2 separate regions of the Homo sapiens genome follow, and region 1 is linked to region 2. Evidence: read pairs that join two places in POLR2A ChIA-PET (ENCODE). Cell type or tissue: CD4-positive, alpha-beta T cell. All regions are shown on one strand. Links, peaks and the distances in the headings refer to the core of each region. The heading gives the core; the rest is flanking DNA.

Region 1 (8,295 bases), core at 2,391-6,390, 64 kb before region 2:
CATGTGCCACCACACCTGGCTAATTTTCTATTTTTAGTAGAGATGGGGTTTCTCCATGTTGGTCAGGCTGGTCTTGAACTCCCAACCTCAGGTGATCCACCTGCCTCGGCCTCCCAAAGTGCTGGGATTACAGGCATGAGTCACCGCACCTGGCCTACTTAAGGCATTTTAGGCAAACTACTTAACATTTCTGAGTCAGTTTTAGCTTCAGAAAAGTGAGGATAATAATAAAGCCTCTTGTTTAAAGTTGCCGTGAGGACTAAATGAGATAATACCTCTGTATTAGGTGTTCTTACTTTGCTATACAGAAATGCCTGAGACTGGGTGATTTATAAGAAAAGAAGTTCAATTGGCTCATGGTTCTGCAGGCTGTACAGGAAGCATAGCTGCACCTGCTTCTGAGGAGGCCTCAGGCAGTTTTTACTCATGGTGGAAGGCGAAACAGGAGCAGACACTCCATGAAGAAAGCAGGATCAAGAGAGAGAGGGGAGGCGCCACACATTCTAAAATGATCAGATCTGGTGAGAGCTCACTCACTATCACAGGGACAACACCAGGGAGATGGTGCTAAACCATTCATAAGAAATCCACCCCCATGATCCTATCACCTCCCACCAGACCCCACCTCCAACACTGGGAATTACATTTCAACATGAGATTTGAGCAGGACATCCAAACCGCTCTAAACCTCTAAAGAGCTGAGCAAATTTCTAGGCACATAATAAGTGCTCAATACATTTTAGCTATTCTTTAGATCATTTTGGGTTCTAGCTATATAACCTTTGTTTTTATGCGAGAGGGAGACAGTGTTTACATCTCATTGCTCTCTGAGTAGGTTCATTAACAACAGCAAAAACAACGACAATAAAACACTTTATGGAGCTACCAATCGTTTTTTTCCTTATCAAAAAATTTATTTCCTAGTAGCAAAGTCACTGTTCACTTACTATTGCAGAAGAAAAATGACTTTAATCTCAAAGGCAACATTAAAAATAGGAAAAAAGAAAACGAATCAATAAAGGCAAAGGTCATAGAAACAGATGATTTGAACAGAAAGCTATGTTACTGAGCATTGGGGTTACATACACAGGCTGAAAAAATATGCAGCTAAGCAGGACATCTGGAAGAGAAATTACATGATTTGCATTTTGATATTTAACAATTTTGCATGTCAAACTTTTAAAAGAAGCTGTGTAACTGAAAAGGCTTGAAATAAAGAATTATGTCCAGTGATTTCATCTTCCAGCAATGTGTTTTCTTTCCACAGGAGCCAGATTACATACTCACATGCAAACATACACACACACACACACACACACACACACACACACATGCTCCACCATACCCTGAATCAGTTATAGTCTCCACTATGGAGAATGTGGAGATTGCTTCAAGAAAAAATATCTAGGTGATAAGGCTTATGAGCGTTGGAGTGAGCATGTTATTCCTTATTACTCCTGTTAATCACCAGATATGGCTAGTATCAATCATCATAAAACATTTGTTTTATTCATTTTCAGGATTTTTTAAATAATTATTTTATATAGGAAGAAGTTACCAAAATTTATCACTTAGGGCAACAGCTTTGAAAGAGTTTTTATCACTATATCCAATAAAGAATGCATTTCATTGCAATCCAGATGTTCTATTTTATTTCTTTTCTTATTTTTATTTTTTTTTTAGATACAGGGTCTTGCTATGTTGCCCAGGCTAGACTCCGTGGCTATTCACAAGCACCATCATAGATCATTGCAGCCTCGAACTTCTAGACTCAAGCAATCCTCCCCACTCAGCCTCCCAAGTACCTGAGACTACAGGCACACACCACTGCACCCAGCTCCTATTTCTTTTTTTTATTTTTTAATGTTGGTTGTGATCTACTAAATTTATTTTCACAGTCCACTAATGGGTCATGACCCACTGTTTGGAAAACACTGTCTTAGTGTGTTTTGTTTAAACTTTCCCACTGAAGTATCCTGAGCAGCAGGGGAGTGGGAAACTGTGAGATGGGGGCAGGTTTGAGAGAGGGACTCAGAAGGCCAGCTTCAAGTGAAAAATTTATTTGAAGTTTCTTTATTTCACCATTAAAATGTACTCGTCTTTATCCTTAGACAGCAAACAGGACCATTAGTTTTCTTTAAAAGGTTTTAAATCTCCCATTTCAATAAGAAGATGCTCTAGGGACACATGCTGTGTTATTGTGGGGCTACCTCTCCTGCTGCCTGCTACCTGGTGCTGCAGAGGGTATGCATGCAGCAATCTGCAAAGCAGGCCATCTTGGATGATAAATTGACCTCTAGATAGTATGGGAGCTTACTGTGGTCTCATGGCTGCCTGACAATTATTCAGCACAGGTCCTGTGGACGATCTCACCAGGATGAGACATTACTCTTTCGTCAACATGGCATGTCTGATTATGAGCCCTGTGCCTTTTTCTAGCATTTCTGGATCTGATGGCTGGAAAGGTGAGTTTCTAACTTGATGACTCAGACCCTCATTAACCCGAACCACACATGCAGGGCCTCCAGGCAGCCCGCTATCACAGAAAGTGCACAGATAGTGCTAACGAGGTCACCCTGCAATGGACTGCAAAGAGTTGGTAATCATGAGCCAGATGATGAATGTGGAGCCATGGAATCCATCATTTTGAAGGGAGAACACGTTAATTCTTCTCTTTCCATGCAATTGGCTTGACAACAGCTTGACATCATCCTTCCCCTGAGTCACTGAGACAGAGCATGCCAGAATAAAAATAGAGAAAAGGAGTAAATAAACAAAGGGAGGGAGAGCCTTTTACATTTTTAAGCACTTCCTTTTCCTACTTGGTATCAAAGCATACCAGTGGCTGGATTGGGATCCAAAGATGAGATTAAATGTTGCTACTGTGTTCTCTCAAAAAGAAAGTCTCAGAAAATTCAAACTTTTCCTTTGCAAAATGACATCAAGAAATGTGGGATTAGGTATATGCATTAAAAACAACAGGCAATTAGGAGATATACCTAATGTAAATGATGAGTTAATGGGTGCAGCACACCAACATGGCACATGTATACATATGTAACAAACCTGCACGTTGTGCACATGTACCCTAGAACTTAAAGTATAATTAAAAATATATATATAGAGATATATAAACAGGCAAACAAAATAAACAAAAAACCCCAATACAAACCCAAGAAAGAAGTCTTTGATAAAACTATAACTATAGATAGTTACGTAAAAGAGCTTAGGCAAAGAGCTTTGTTTTATAAACTCAGTGGAAGATTGTTGCAATAAAACCACTAAATGTTAATATAAACTTTGTCTCTCTCTCTCTCTTTTTCAGCTACTATGCTACCTATTGTCTCCATCCATAAACCAGACCCTGTAACTAAGGTAGATTTAATCAGAACGCCTTATGGTAGTGGAAAAAAAAAAAGGATCCTACAATTTGAAAAGCTGAGCCTCTGCTTTATTTTTCTTTTGACACAGGGTCTCGCCCTGTCACACAGGCGGGAGTACAGTGGCACAACCATGGCTCCTTACAGTCTCAACCCCCTGGGTTCAAATGATCCTCCCACCTCGGCCTCTCGAGTAGCTAGGATCATAGGTTTGTGCCACTGTGCCCAACTAATTTTTTATTTTTATTATTTGTAGAGATAGGGTCTTGTTTTGTTGCCGAGGCTGATCTCAAACTTCTGGGCTCAAGCAATCCTCCTGCCTTGGCCTCCCAAAGTGCTGGGATTACAGACATGAGCCACTGTGCCTGACTGAGCCTCTTCTTTTTCAAGGTACAAGTAGTTTCCTTTATTTTGAGATGAAAATAATATAGTACATGTGTGGAAATCTGGACTTTGGAAAGTTGAACACTGTGTTTCCCTGGCTGAAAATATAGTAATAAATGTCAAGTCAAAGAAATTGTTTCAGGCAGAAACAGCCACTATAATAATATTTAATTATCTTCAGGAAAAAAAGAAATACTTAGTTTGGCTGCAGAATTTAAACATAAAGCTATAAAATTTGGGACATGAATCTCATTGCCTTCTGGGACATTTATGACTGTCAGACATACTTAAATCATGGATTCAAAATGTATAATCAAAATATTTCACCTGACAGTTGTTTCTTAAAAATATATATACGTCAAATAAAAAGGTCAAATCAGATAGCAAAACTATCTTGTTAAAAAGCTAAAAATATTGTTGGATGATATAAGCATGCTATTGGATGACATGAAATATAGTGAGATGATATGAAAATACTGAAGCTTATAAAATGCAGGTTGGGGTTTTTTTTAGGCATCATGACTACAGGTATGGTGAAGAAAATGTTATTTTTGCTTTTTTATCCCAACTCATTTCTATGTAGGATCTCCCATCTGGCTGGAAAGCCTGTCAGCCATTACCAGCCACCTACTGAGGATTTAGTATCTAGAACGTAACTAAGTAACTGAAGTCTGTACAGATTACTGGTGTATGCAGTAAAGACTGATTTATAGCAAATTATCAGGGATATTAGCATATCCTAGAAATCATCGTGACAACATTTTAAAACATATGTCGTTTTTAACTTTTATATAACATATTCTCATATATTCATTAATTTTATCCCTACAACAATGATGTGAAACAAGAAATATCACTTCCTCTGTTTTGTTTGTTTTGTTTTGTTTTGTTTTGTTTGAGACAGGGTCTTGCTCTGTTGTCCAGGCTGGAGTGCAATGGTGTGATCTTGGCTCACTGCAACCTCCGCCTCCCAGGCTAAAGTGATCCTCCCACTTCAGCCCCCCAAGTAGCTGGTACTACAGGCATATGCCACCATGCCCAGCTAATTTTTTTGTTGTTGTTGTATTTTTGTCAAGATGGGTTTTCACCATGTTGGCCAGGCTGGTCTCAAACTCCTGGACTCAAGCAATCTGCCCGCCTCAGCCTCCCAAAGTGCTGGGATTACAGACATGAGCCACCCTGCCTGTTCTGTTTTCCATATTTTCAATAAAGGAATTGAGGGACAGAGCTGTGCTGTACCCCAGGCTAGTGGATGTCCCCTTTTACAAATTCTCATAGCACATGAATCTTTCCTTTATCACTTACCAGAATAATTAATTAATAATAATTAATATCTCTACTGTGAATTTCCTGAGATCAGGGACCTGTTCCTTTGTTTATCACTAAATTTCGAGCACTTAGTCCAAAGCCTGGCACAGAAGGGGTGCCCAAAAAAGATTTGACAATTGAATGAACGTGCAGGTCACATTTTCTCAAGTCTCACAAGAAATAACAAGCAGATTTGTGCATGAGTATAATTTGAATCTAAATCTAAATTCTTTGCTAACCAGCCTCCAGAAAACTTCTCATTCAACCTTGGGCAGCATCTCTAGAAGAGGGGTGCACATTGTATGTTGCCCACAAATGTTTCACCATCTGTCGTGTTGGATTTGAATATGTATTTGCACTTCCATTCTGTTTAATCCCTTGTTCAAGGAGACCTACCCATGGCATACTCTGGCCTTCTAATTGGTCCTTGGGAATTCTTTCTTTCTTACCTTGTCCCTGTAGGGTAACCTTGCTCTATTGTCAGGAAACTCCATTATGGAGGCATTGTGGGAAATATAAAAGTAAAATGCACTGTTGCTGTTTACCGCAGTTGTCTTGGCCGTTTTTATTCTCTTCAAGCTCTGATTTCATAATTCCACGTCTTGGCACATAACTACATCTCTTAGTGTGCTGTATGATATATGATTATTTCTGTGTAATTTTCTACAAAGACATTTTAGCTATTTCAAAATAGAAAAACTTACTTCTTGCTTGCCCATAGAACCACTCCTTGAAATGATTTTCCAATGTTTCTAACTATGGATTTTTCTGATAAAAAGCTGGTGATAGGAAACAGTTAATGGTTACAGTTAAATCTATGAAAACTTAGCATGCAGGTGAAAGATGAAACGGCAAGCTGTCTTTTGGCATTATTCGTGGGGCTCCTTGGCTAGGATTTAGAATAAGAATGGACTTTTTTATTAGAGGAAATCTCATTTATTTTCTTTCTTTAACAATGGAAATAGTGGTTCCCTTTAGCTAGATAAATAACTTTAGAGAAAAATGAGAAAGGAGTTCTCAAAGTTTATAGTTTAATATCATCTGATGGCATGTAAGTGTCATCATTGAAGACAGGATTTAATGTTGAACCATGTATTAATCCACGTTCTGAGGCTGTTATATGATTTTGATGTTCTATAAAACTAAAATTATAATTGCTGATAGCCTGAGACACTGTCTTCATTGAGTTACTAGCAATAAGGTATAGTTTGGCAAAAAGTTCTTCATGCATGTTTTATTCTTTTATTTCAACTTTTCTCATAAAATAATTTACCCAATTCTCTTTTCTTATGTCTAATGAAATCTGTATTTTTAGTTAATACATACCAAAAACCTGGCTGCGGGCAGTGGCTCATGCCTGTAATCCCAATACTTTGGGAGGCCGAGGTGGCTGATCGCTTGAGCCCAGGAGTTTGGGACCAATCTGGACAACATGGCAAGACTTCCTTTCTACAAAAAATAAAAAAATAAAGAAGTGTGTGATATTTTAGGTCCTGAGTAGATGAGTCTGATTTATGGCATTCCCCAGGCTGTCAGGACTGAAATGAAAGGTGATCTTTAGCACTGAAAATGCTGAAAATTATGTCAAGCCTAGACTTAGCATCTGGCATAACTGGTCTCTCTCAACTCAACAATCCCTGTTGATACTGCTCCTAGGGCTATTAAAATCAAAGATCATGGCACTGACTCCATTAAAATCCTTTATTAGGATCAGCAGCGTAGAGCACATACCCATCAGAATGCTACTCACCACCCTTCCTAAGAACATGCTGACCTCTCTTTACCTTCCCAGTTTCCTTTTCTACCACCCCTCACTTTGAATACAATGTCCCAGCCCAAACAAACAATTTTGATTCCCTGAGCACACGGTCCTTTGGTTTCCACGTCTTCTCATGATGGTCCTGGACCATCCCTCCCACTGATGATACACCTATCATCACCTACCTCCTTCTGATCTGTATTCAACTATTCTCCCATTAAATAACAGCCTCTGCCTTCTCTCTCAACAATCCTTTCTTGATTCCTCAATTCTTGAGTAGATCACGTTCTTCCCTTTCCTCTCTACTTAGTACTACCTACCCTAATGATTTATTTTTAACTTTCTGTAAAGATAGGGTTCCAAAGTGCTGGGACCATTTATCCCACCTGCTAATGCTTTACAGCTTCATACATATCTCTATTACAGCTTTTTTTTTTTTTTTTTTTTTTTTTTTTTTGACGGAGTCTTGCTCTGTCACCCAGACTGGAGTGCAGTGGCACAATCTCAGCTCACTGCAAGCTCTGCCTCCCGGGTTCATGCCATCCTCCTGCCTCAGCCTCCCGAGTAGCTGGGACTACAGGCGCCCGCCACCACGCCCGGCTAATTTTTTGTATTTTTAGTAGAGACGGGGTTTCACCATGTTAGCCAGGATGGTCTCGATCTCCTGACGTCGTGATCCACCCGTCTCGGCCTCCCAAAGTGCTGGGATTACAGGCGTGCGCCACCGCGCCCGGCTATTACAGCATTTTTTGCACTCTGCTTTAATTATTAATTTGTCCTGCTCCCCAACTTGTCTCTTATAAATGTGAGTAAAAGGCTGTGCTTATTCATCCTTTGTCTCCCCAGTGAAAGACTACTCAGCACTGAGTAGTCACTCAAAAACTATTTCGTGAATTAGTCTATATTTTTACCATCAAGGCCAAAATACAAAAAGCATTTTTACAAAACTGGAGCTGGGACAACCTGACCTATAAAACAGCATAGGAGCCAGCACCAGTAATCTCAACACTTTGGGAGGCTGAGGTGGCAGGATCATTTGAGACCAGGAGTTTGAGACCAGCCTGAGCAGCATAGCAAGACCCCTGTCTCAATTAATAATAAGTAAAGACTTAGCCAGGCATGGTGGTGCATGCCCCAACTCTTTAAAAAGAGAGAGAGAGAGACAGAAAGAGAGAGAGAGAAAGGGTAACATTTGAATAAAAACTCAGTGGTGGGGCCAGGCACAGTGGCTCACATATGTAATCCCAATACTTTGAGATACTGAGGTGGGCAGATCGTTTGAACCCAGGAGTTCAAGGCCAGCGTGGGCAACACGGTGAAACCCTGTCTCTACAGAAAAATACAAAAAAATTAGCTGGGTGTGGTGGTACATGCCTGTGGTCACAGCTACTGGGAAGGCTAAGGTGGGCATATCTATCACTTGAGCCCAGGAGGTTGAGGCTGCAGTGAGCCAAGATGACCCCA
Region 2 (8,295 bases), core at 2,258-6,257:
AATAATCAACAGAGTAAAGAGACAATCTTTGGAATGGGAAAAATTATTTGCAAACTACGGATCTGACAAAAAGCTAATATCCAGAATCTACAAGGTATTCAAACAGCTCAACAAGGAAAAACCAAATAATTCCATTAAAAACTCGGCAAAGGTTGGGTGCAGTGGCGCATGCCTGTAGTCACAGCACTTTGGGAAGCCTAGGTGGGAGGATCCCTTGAGCCCAGGAGTTTGAGACCAGCCTGGGCAACATAGGAAGACCCCATCTCTACAAAATAAAAATACAAAGAATTAGCCAGGTGTGGTGGCGTGCACCTGTAGTCCCAGCTACTTGAGAGGCTGAGGAAGGAGGATCACTTGAGCCTAGGAGGTTGAGGCTGCAGTGAGCCGAGATCTTGCCACTGCACTGGGTGACAAAGCAAGACCCGTCTCAAAAAAAATGAAAAAAAAATAGTGCCAGGCACAGTAGCTCACGCCTGTAATCCCAGCATTTTGGGAGGCTGAGGCAAGTGGATCATCTTAGGTCAGGAGTTCAAGACCAGCCTGGCCAGCATGGCAAAATCCCATCTCTACTAAAAATACAAAAATTAGCCAGGCATGGTGGTGGGCACTTGTAGTCCCAGCTATTCAGGAGGCTGAGAGGCAGGAGAATTGCTTGAACCTGGGAGGCGGAGGTTGCAGTGAGCTGAGATTGCGCCACTGCATTCCAGCCTGGGCGACAGAGCGAGACTCCATCTCAAAAAAACAAAAGTGGGCAAAAGAAAAAGACATGAGCAGGGAACATCAGGATAAATAGCTAATGCATGCTGGGCTTAACACCTAGGTGATAGGATGATCTGTGCAGGAAACCACCATAGCACACGTTTACCTATGTAACAAACCTGCATATCCTGCACATGTATCCTGGAACTTAAAATAAAATAAAATAAAAATAAAAAGACATGAACAGACAGTTTGCAAAAGAAGACAAACAAGTGGCCAACAAACATATTTAAAAAAAGCTCAATATCACTAATCAGAGAAATGCAAATTAAAACCTCAATGAGGTATCATCTTTCACCAGTCAGAATGGCTATTATTGAAAAGTCAAAAAACAACAGATGTTGGCAAGGACATGGCGGAAAGGGAATGCTTATACACTGTTAGTGGGAATGTAAATTTGTGTAACCTTTATGGAAAACAGCATGGAGATTTCTCAAATAACTAAAAGTAAAACATTTGGTTTGGTAATCCTACTGCTAAATATGCAGCCAAAAGGAAAGAAAGTATTACATCAAAAAGATACCTTCACTCATATGTTTATTGTAGCACTATTCACAACAGCAAAGATATGGAATCAACCTACATGTCCATCAGTGAACGAATAAAGAAAATGTGGCATATATACAATATGGAATATGACTCACCCATAAAAAGAATGAAATCATGTCTTTTGCAGCAATGTGGGTGAAATTGGAGGTCATTATCCTCAGTGAAATTGCTCAGAAATAGGAAGTTAAATACCACATGTTCTCATTTATCAGTAGGAGCTGAACAATGGGTACACATGGACATAGAGAGTGGAATAATAGACATTGGAGACTCCAAAAGGTAGGAAGGCTGAAAAATTACCTATTGGGTACAATGTTCACTACTCAGGTGATGGGCACACTAGAAGCCTAGACTTCACCATTATGCAATATCTATATGTAAGAAATCTGTATTTGTACCCTCTAGATATATAAACATTGACAAAATTTAAATGTAAAAAAATTTTCAGAATTGAATAGTTGTGACAAAGCTCCTCTGGTCCACAAAGTCAAAAAGTATGTACTGCCTGGCCCTTTATAGAACAAGTTTTGACCATTACTGATCTAGATTTCTGGGGCTTCAAGTACAGTGTTATTGAATATTTGAGCAGATCTAAAGGGATGCAGCCTTGCATTCTTAAGGGATCCAGTCTTACTTATAGATCTTCTCATATCTCTCCTGAAAAGCAAATAAGGGACAGATCTTCACCTTCAAATTTTCATAACATTAGAATGCTTTGTCCCCATTGCCCCTGGTGCTTAATGAGTGTTTTTGTTTGTTTGTTTGTTTTTGAGACAGAGTCTTGCACTGTCACCCAGGATGGAGGGCAGTGGCACAATCTCGGCTCACTGCAACCTCTGCCTCCCGGGTTGAAGCGATTCTCCTGCCTCAGCCTCCTGAGTAGCTGGGATTACAGGCATGCACTAATTTTTTGTTTTTACTAGAGACAGGGTTTCACCATGTTGGCCAGGCTGGTCTTAAACTCCTGACCTCAAGTGATCAGTCTGCCTCAGCCTCCCAAAGTGCTGGGATTACAGGCATGAGCCACCACGCCCTGCCGAGTGAGTGTAACTTTTAACAGGCAAATTTGATCATGTCATTCCTTGGTTTAGAACTCTTGGATAACTTCTTCCTCATTCTTTAGATATGATGAATATCTTAAATACAATCACAAGGTGCCTCAGATTCTGATCTCACATAGTTTTCCAGCCTTATCTTTGGTGTCTCTCGTTTTATTCTCTTCACTAAGAGATCAAAAACTTCTGCTCTGAACATACCTCTGTCCCCTTTGAACACTTGTTTTCTTAGTCTCAACAGCAGCTCTTATTCTGCCACCCTCCATCCAGGTTAATTCCAACTCATCCTTCAGTAAAAATCACTGTTTTAGGAAAGACTTCTGTGAGGTCCCTCTGCCCTGTCCCTATCTAGGTTACACTTTCATAGCTGCTCTATTTTTCTCCCATAGCAGTTTTCAGAATAGCAAATATGTACTTGTTTATGCTATTTGCTTAGTTTTGTCTTTCTACTAGATTCCATAAAGTGTAGGACAGATTTTTTCTGTAAGCGGATGTAGCTCCAGTGCTTAGCCAGTACCTGATACATAGCAGACAGTCAAATTCATGGAATGTATTTATTAACAACTAGAACACTTACACATCAGACATTTTGCAGTAAACTTGTACTCAGTAGTTATTGGGAGAGTCAAATTAAGAGTGAGTGACCTGGGCCGGCACGGTGGCTCACGCCTGTAATCCCAGCACTTTGGGAGGCCGAGGCAGGTAGATCACCTATGGTCAGGAGTTTGAGACCAGCCTGACCAACATAGTGAAACCCTGTCTCTACTAAAAATACAAAAATTAGCCGGGCATGGTAGTGTGCGCCTGTACTCCCAGCTACTTGGGAGGCTGAGAGAGGAGAATTGAACCTGGGAGGCAGAGGTTGCAGTGAGCCGAGATTGCACCACTGCACTCCAGCCTGGGTGACAGAGCGAGACTCCATCTCAAAAACAACAACAACAACAAAAAAAAAAAAAACTGAGCAACCTGAAGCATGAATGTCTTACAAAATTATGTGAAGTTGTTCCTTCTATCAAGATCTAATTATGAAGTGATCCACTAACTCGAGTGTAATGCTAATATGTGTTTTTCTTTTGATAGTTTCTTTTTTCTTTTTTTTTTTTTTAAGAGAAGGCCATATGCTTTATTGCATTTCTTTTTTCTTAATTGATATCAGGAAGCTCAAAAATAAATTTATTGTTTATTTATAGCAATGCTCTCCAAACCCACATTTCTTGTAAAATTTCTTCCTATCTTATTTACACAGCTTATTAGCCTTTTTGTTTATTTTTAAATCTGTAAAGTATTTGCTTCATAGCCTGGGTAACATGGTGAAACCCCATTTCTATTAAAAATACAAAAATTAGCTGGGCATGATGGCATATGCCTGTAGTCCCAGCTACTTGAGGGGGCTGAGGTAGGAGGATCAAAAAAGTATTTGCTTCATATTTAGTCACCTCAAGTTTTTTGTTTTTGTTTTTGTTTTTGTTTTTAGAGATAAGATCTCACTATGTTGTCCAGGCTGGTCTCAAATTCCTGGGCTCAAGCAATCCTCCTGCCTCAGCCTCCCAAAGTGCTGGGATTACAGGGGTGAGCCACTGCACCCGGCCACATAAGCCACATAATTGTATCTTGATTCTGTTTAAGACTCATTCTTCTCATCAGATTAAGTCCAGAAAAGCATATAAATAGCACTTCTTTGGCCATATCTGAACAATTGGTAAGGATGGAAGCTACAGCTGGTCTCAGAGGTTCTAAGGGTCCTGATTGAAATTCTATGACTGTCTTGCTCATGGGGGAGAGGAAAGGGTTAGGTGTGATGTCCTAGAAGTTAATGGTTTTTTTTAAGTTAGCAAAATAAACTGAAGCCAGTTATCCACTGCTTATGAAATGTAAATAGCATATTAATATACTATGGCTGCAACTTGACAACACTATTTTCTGTGCCAGACCTGCAAGGCGCAGCCTTATGTGTGTGCATCCAGTTTGAGGCTAGGACCTCCTAGGCCACTTCTTGCTTCTCTGGTAGGCTGGTTTTCAAGTTACTTCTCCTGCCTCCTTAAGTACATCAGGCTGGGGAGAGGAGGTGAACTAAGAGTTCATCAGTTTAGGAGGAGGGGGAATTTAATCATAAGTTTGCCTTTTCTTCAGATGATTAAACAATGAGTGTTTATGAAATCAAGAAAAATGTTTTTCCCCCAGAGTTTTCTTTTCAAAGATTTCTCTGTGCACTCTGGCTAATTTAAAAAGAGCCCCATAGGGTGCTTATTTTTGCACACATATATTGCCAGAGTAGTTCCTGTTTTGGTTTAAATGTGTTCCTTCTTTTTAGTCAGATGAAAGAGAACTTTCTTTAAAAAGAACTTGTCTGCTGATCGTGTTTGTTAGAATTAGCCTAAATAAAGCTTCCGTTAAGAGCTTAACTGTTTAGTTAAATCCTCTTGGCTAAATTATCTGGCGAATATTTGTCCTTGGACGATGTAACCACAGTCCGCTCATTACTCTCTTTCCAACCTGAAATGTGTGTCTCTCCCTCTCCTGAGGATACTAGGAAGTGAGTGTCTTGAGGAAGAAACTTTCCCTCTCATTCAGTTAACTTATTCCTTGTGCAGTTGGATGTTGGGGTGTGGGTGTTTGAAATATGCTAGGCACCACAAGTGAGCACGATTAATTCTGCATCAGGTAAGGGGCTAGGAGGGGACTGCCTAGGTTAAGCCATAAAGAAATGACATCTTGAAGGCATTAGATAAGAGAGAAGAATGTTTGAAAGGGAAAGGCCATGGAAAGAAGTGGAAATACTCTTCAAAAGTCTGTCGAGGTCAGCCTGCCATGCAACTATAAAATTAAGCTTTCCTGATAGATAATTTTTCTCAGGAGAAAATTCTAGGAAGATACAACTGCAAAATAGATAAGTAAATAAATAGTGAATTATTGATACATGATAAACATGGATGAATCTCAAAAACATTGTGCTAAGCAAAATAGGTCAGACACAAGAGACCACTTATTATATGACTTTATTTATATGAAATTACCAGAAAAAGCAAATCTATAGAGACAGAAAATAGACTAGCAGTTTCCTGGGGGCGAGGTGGGTGTGGAGGTGGGCGGCGGTGGGGGCAGGGGGCAAGGTGAAATTGTATCAGAGGTTATGAAAATGTTCTGAAACTGATTATAGTAATGGTGCATAACTCAGTAAATTAAAAATCCTTGAATTGCACACTTGAAATGGGAGGATTTTATAATATGTAAAATATATCTCAATAAAGCTCCTTAAAAAAAGGCAAGAACATCATCTGTTCAAAGGGACTAAGGATAGAACTTTTTGAGTATAAAGATAGAAGTTCTCTTAACTATTACAATCTCCCATCATCTAAATAGTGTACAGACAGCTTTGTTTCTACAAGGGAGAAAACCAAGAAAAGAACCATTCCTTGAGTACTCTAATGGTTTATCTTTTACTACTGTTTCATTTTTTAAATCTACTTGTGAAATAAGCAGTAGGGTCAGACATTAAAAACAAACGACAACAAAAAAACACATGGCAACCATTCTTTGAGTTTGATGATCAGCATTACAGTTAAAATTCAAATTGGCTTTCAGAAGATAATATTTTCTACATTTTGCTTGATGAAAGGTTTAAATAAAAACCATGCAAATATGGAATGTTTTTAACGCATGCTTTAATGCTAATAAAAGGATGCTTTGCTTTCATATTTTAGGGCCAAAGGGAAAACTTTCACTTTGCCCTCTGAAGGTTCACTGAAAATTTGGCAACAGGTAGAACAGGAGACTAGGTATGCAAACTTATTAATATGCATGGGGAGGAAATCACAGAGTAATTGCCCTAATACCCAGTGTGGTACTGTTTCAGAAAAAATTCTGAAACCATGTTTTTTCTCTGCTCTTAAGCCAACACAATAACAATCAACACAGAAGACTTCTGTGACCCCAAAATATGTGGGAATTTCTCTCCACCACCAACCAACCAATCACTTCTGCAGTGAACACAAAAGGGTGTCCTCCAATTCAATTCCAGTACTATCTACCTGGAGATCATGTCAGATCCCACATGTTGAGGGCTCAGACCCCAAAACTGCCCACCACCCCAAACACCAGTAGCAAGCTCAGGCCTCTGGAACTTCTTTTTCTTTCTTCCTTTTTTTTTTTTCTCTTCATTATCTATGCATCAAGAAGCAGGCCTCTGGAACTTCTTTTTCTTTCTTCCTTTTTTTTTTTCTCTTCATTATCTATTCATCAAGAAGCAGGCCTCTGGAACTTCTGGTCTACTGGCTTCAAGTTGGGATTCCGAAGACCTCCTCTCTAGGCGGGTGAGGTATACCCGCATGGAATTTCCATTTCCTCGTTGGGCCCACCACCCTCCAGGAAACTCCGTATGTTCAGCTATCTGGAAGCTCTTTGAACCCTGTCCTTTTGGGTTTCTATGGCGGCCTCATTACATAAGCATGATTGATTAACCCATTGGCCACTGGTGAGCAAGTGGACCTTCAGCCCCTTTCCTCTTGGTGGAAGTTGGAAGGTAGGGCTGAAAGTCCCAACCCTCTAATCATGCTTTTGGCTTTCAGGTGACCAGTCTTACTCTGAAGCTATCAGTCTACTTTAGCATACAAAAAGAAAGAACTTTGGAGATTCCAAGGATTTTAGGGGTTGTATGCCAGGAAGCAGGAGGGAAACCACATGTATATTTCAGAATATCACAGATTCAGACACTTATATACCCTTTTTCAAGGGGAGATGGGGAATGTATATAATTGTTGTGATAGGTATTAAGTCATTAGGGAGAATGGATAGATTAGGGAGGCTGAAGGCAGACATTATGGGAAGGTGAGGAGTGGAGCTGGGCAAGAACAACCATTGTCATATTTCACAGATAGAGTCCCCCAGGTAATTTCTTGGAGCTGCACTCAGAAGAATAGATGAAAAATCTGTCTTAGCATAGTAACTCCAGTCTCTGCTCTTCTCTGGTGGTTGCTCTTTCCTGGTTATTTGACCAGATTTCTTGGAAGGGAGTATTAAGACAACTGCACTTAAGCTCTCTTAGTCAGATAAGGACATTCCAGAGTCTCTCTTGGTGCTTTGGGAAAGAGGATATGAGAGGCAGGGAGAAAGGAGAAAGGTCACAGAGAGACCGTGGTTCTGAGGCTAATTTTTCAGGACTTTCAATTTCCAAAGCAGTCAGTATGGCAAAGTGTCATATTTTGGGGAATTGTTTTCTTCGACCCAACAACATTCAACCACATCAGATTGTGAATACAGCTCTCCCTGGGTATCCTCAGAGAATTGGGTCCCTGACCTCCAAGGATACCAAAATTCAAAGATGCCCCAGTCCTTAATATAAAATGGCATAGTATGTGCATACAACCTATGCACATCCTCTTGTATACAGTCATGCATTGCTTAAAGTTCTAAGAAATGCGTCAGTAGGCGATTTCATCATGTGCAGACATCATAGAGTGTGTTTACACAAAGTTAGATGGTAGAGTCTGCTACACACCTAAGGCATATGGTATATGGCCTATTGCTCCTAGGCTACAAACCTATGCATCATGTTAAGGTACTGAATATTGCAGACAATTGTAACACAATGGTATTTGTGTATCTAAACATAATGATATTTATAAGACGAACTGTAAAATTACGGTATTATAATTTTAGGGGAAGAATCTTCTTACAAGTGGCCTCTAATTAACTGAAATGTCATTATGCAGCTCATGACTGTAATTTAAATCATCTCTAGATTGCTTACAATACTTAATAAAATGTAAATGCTATGTAAAGAGTTTTTATACTGTATTTTAAAATTTTGTATTATTTTTATTGTTGTATTATTTTTTTTTGTTTTGTTTTTTCAGAATATTTTCCTTTTCTTTTCTTTGTTTTTGAGACAGGGTCTCCCTCTGTTGCCCAGGCTAGAGTGCAGTGGCGTGATCTT

What was found. Peaks named below come from ENCODE experiments on the same cell type or tissue, not always from the same donor. Only the 100,000 strongest peaks of a DNase experiment are listed, where the experiment ranks them.
Region 1: POLR2A ChIA-PET joins it to region 2 with 5 read pairs; 22 of 35 experiments call an interaction of 5 or more read pairs at or near these places.

What each region holds. Positions count from the first base shown.
Region 1 is chr12:92,219,219-92,227,513 of GRCh38, reverse strand. No RefSeq gene overlaps it. Among named protein-coding and RNA genes, the nearest start is that of BTG1-DT, 77 kb to the right of the region's middle. In CD4-positive, alpha-beta T cell, for the core only: no CTCF peak of the experiment used is centred there; no DNase peak of the experiment used is centred there.
Region 2 is chr12:92,155,425-92,163,719 of GRCh38, reverse strand. All of the region lies in intron 2 of BTG1-DT (BTG1 divergent transcript), which reads right to left. Among named protein-coding and RNA genes, the nearest start is that of BTG1-DT, 13 kb to the right of the region's middle. In CD4-positive, alpha-beta T cell, for the core only: no CTCF peak of the experiment used is centred there; no DNase peak of the experiment used is centred there; H3K27ac peaks cover 1,401 bases.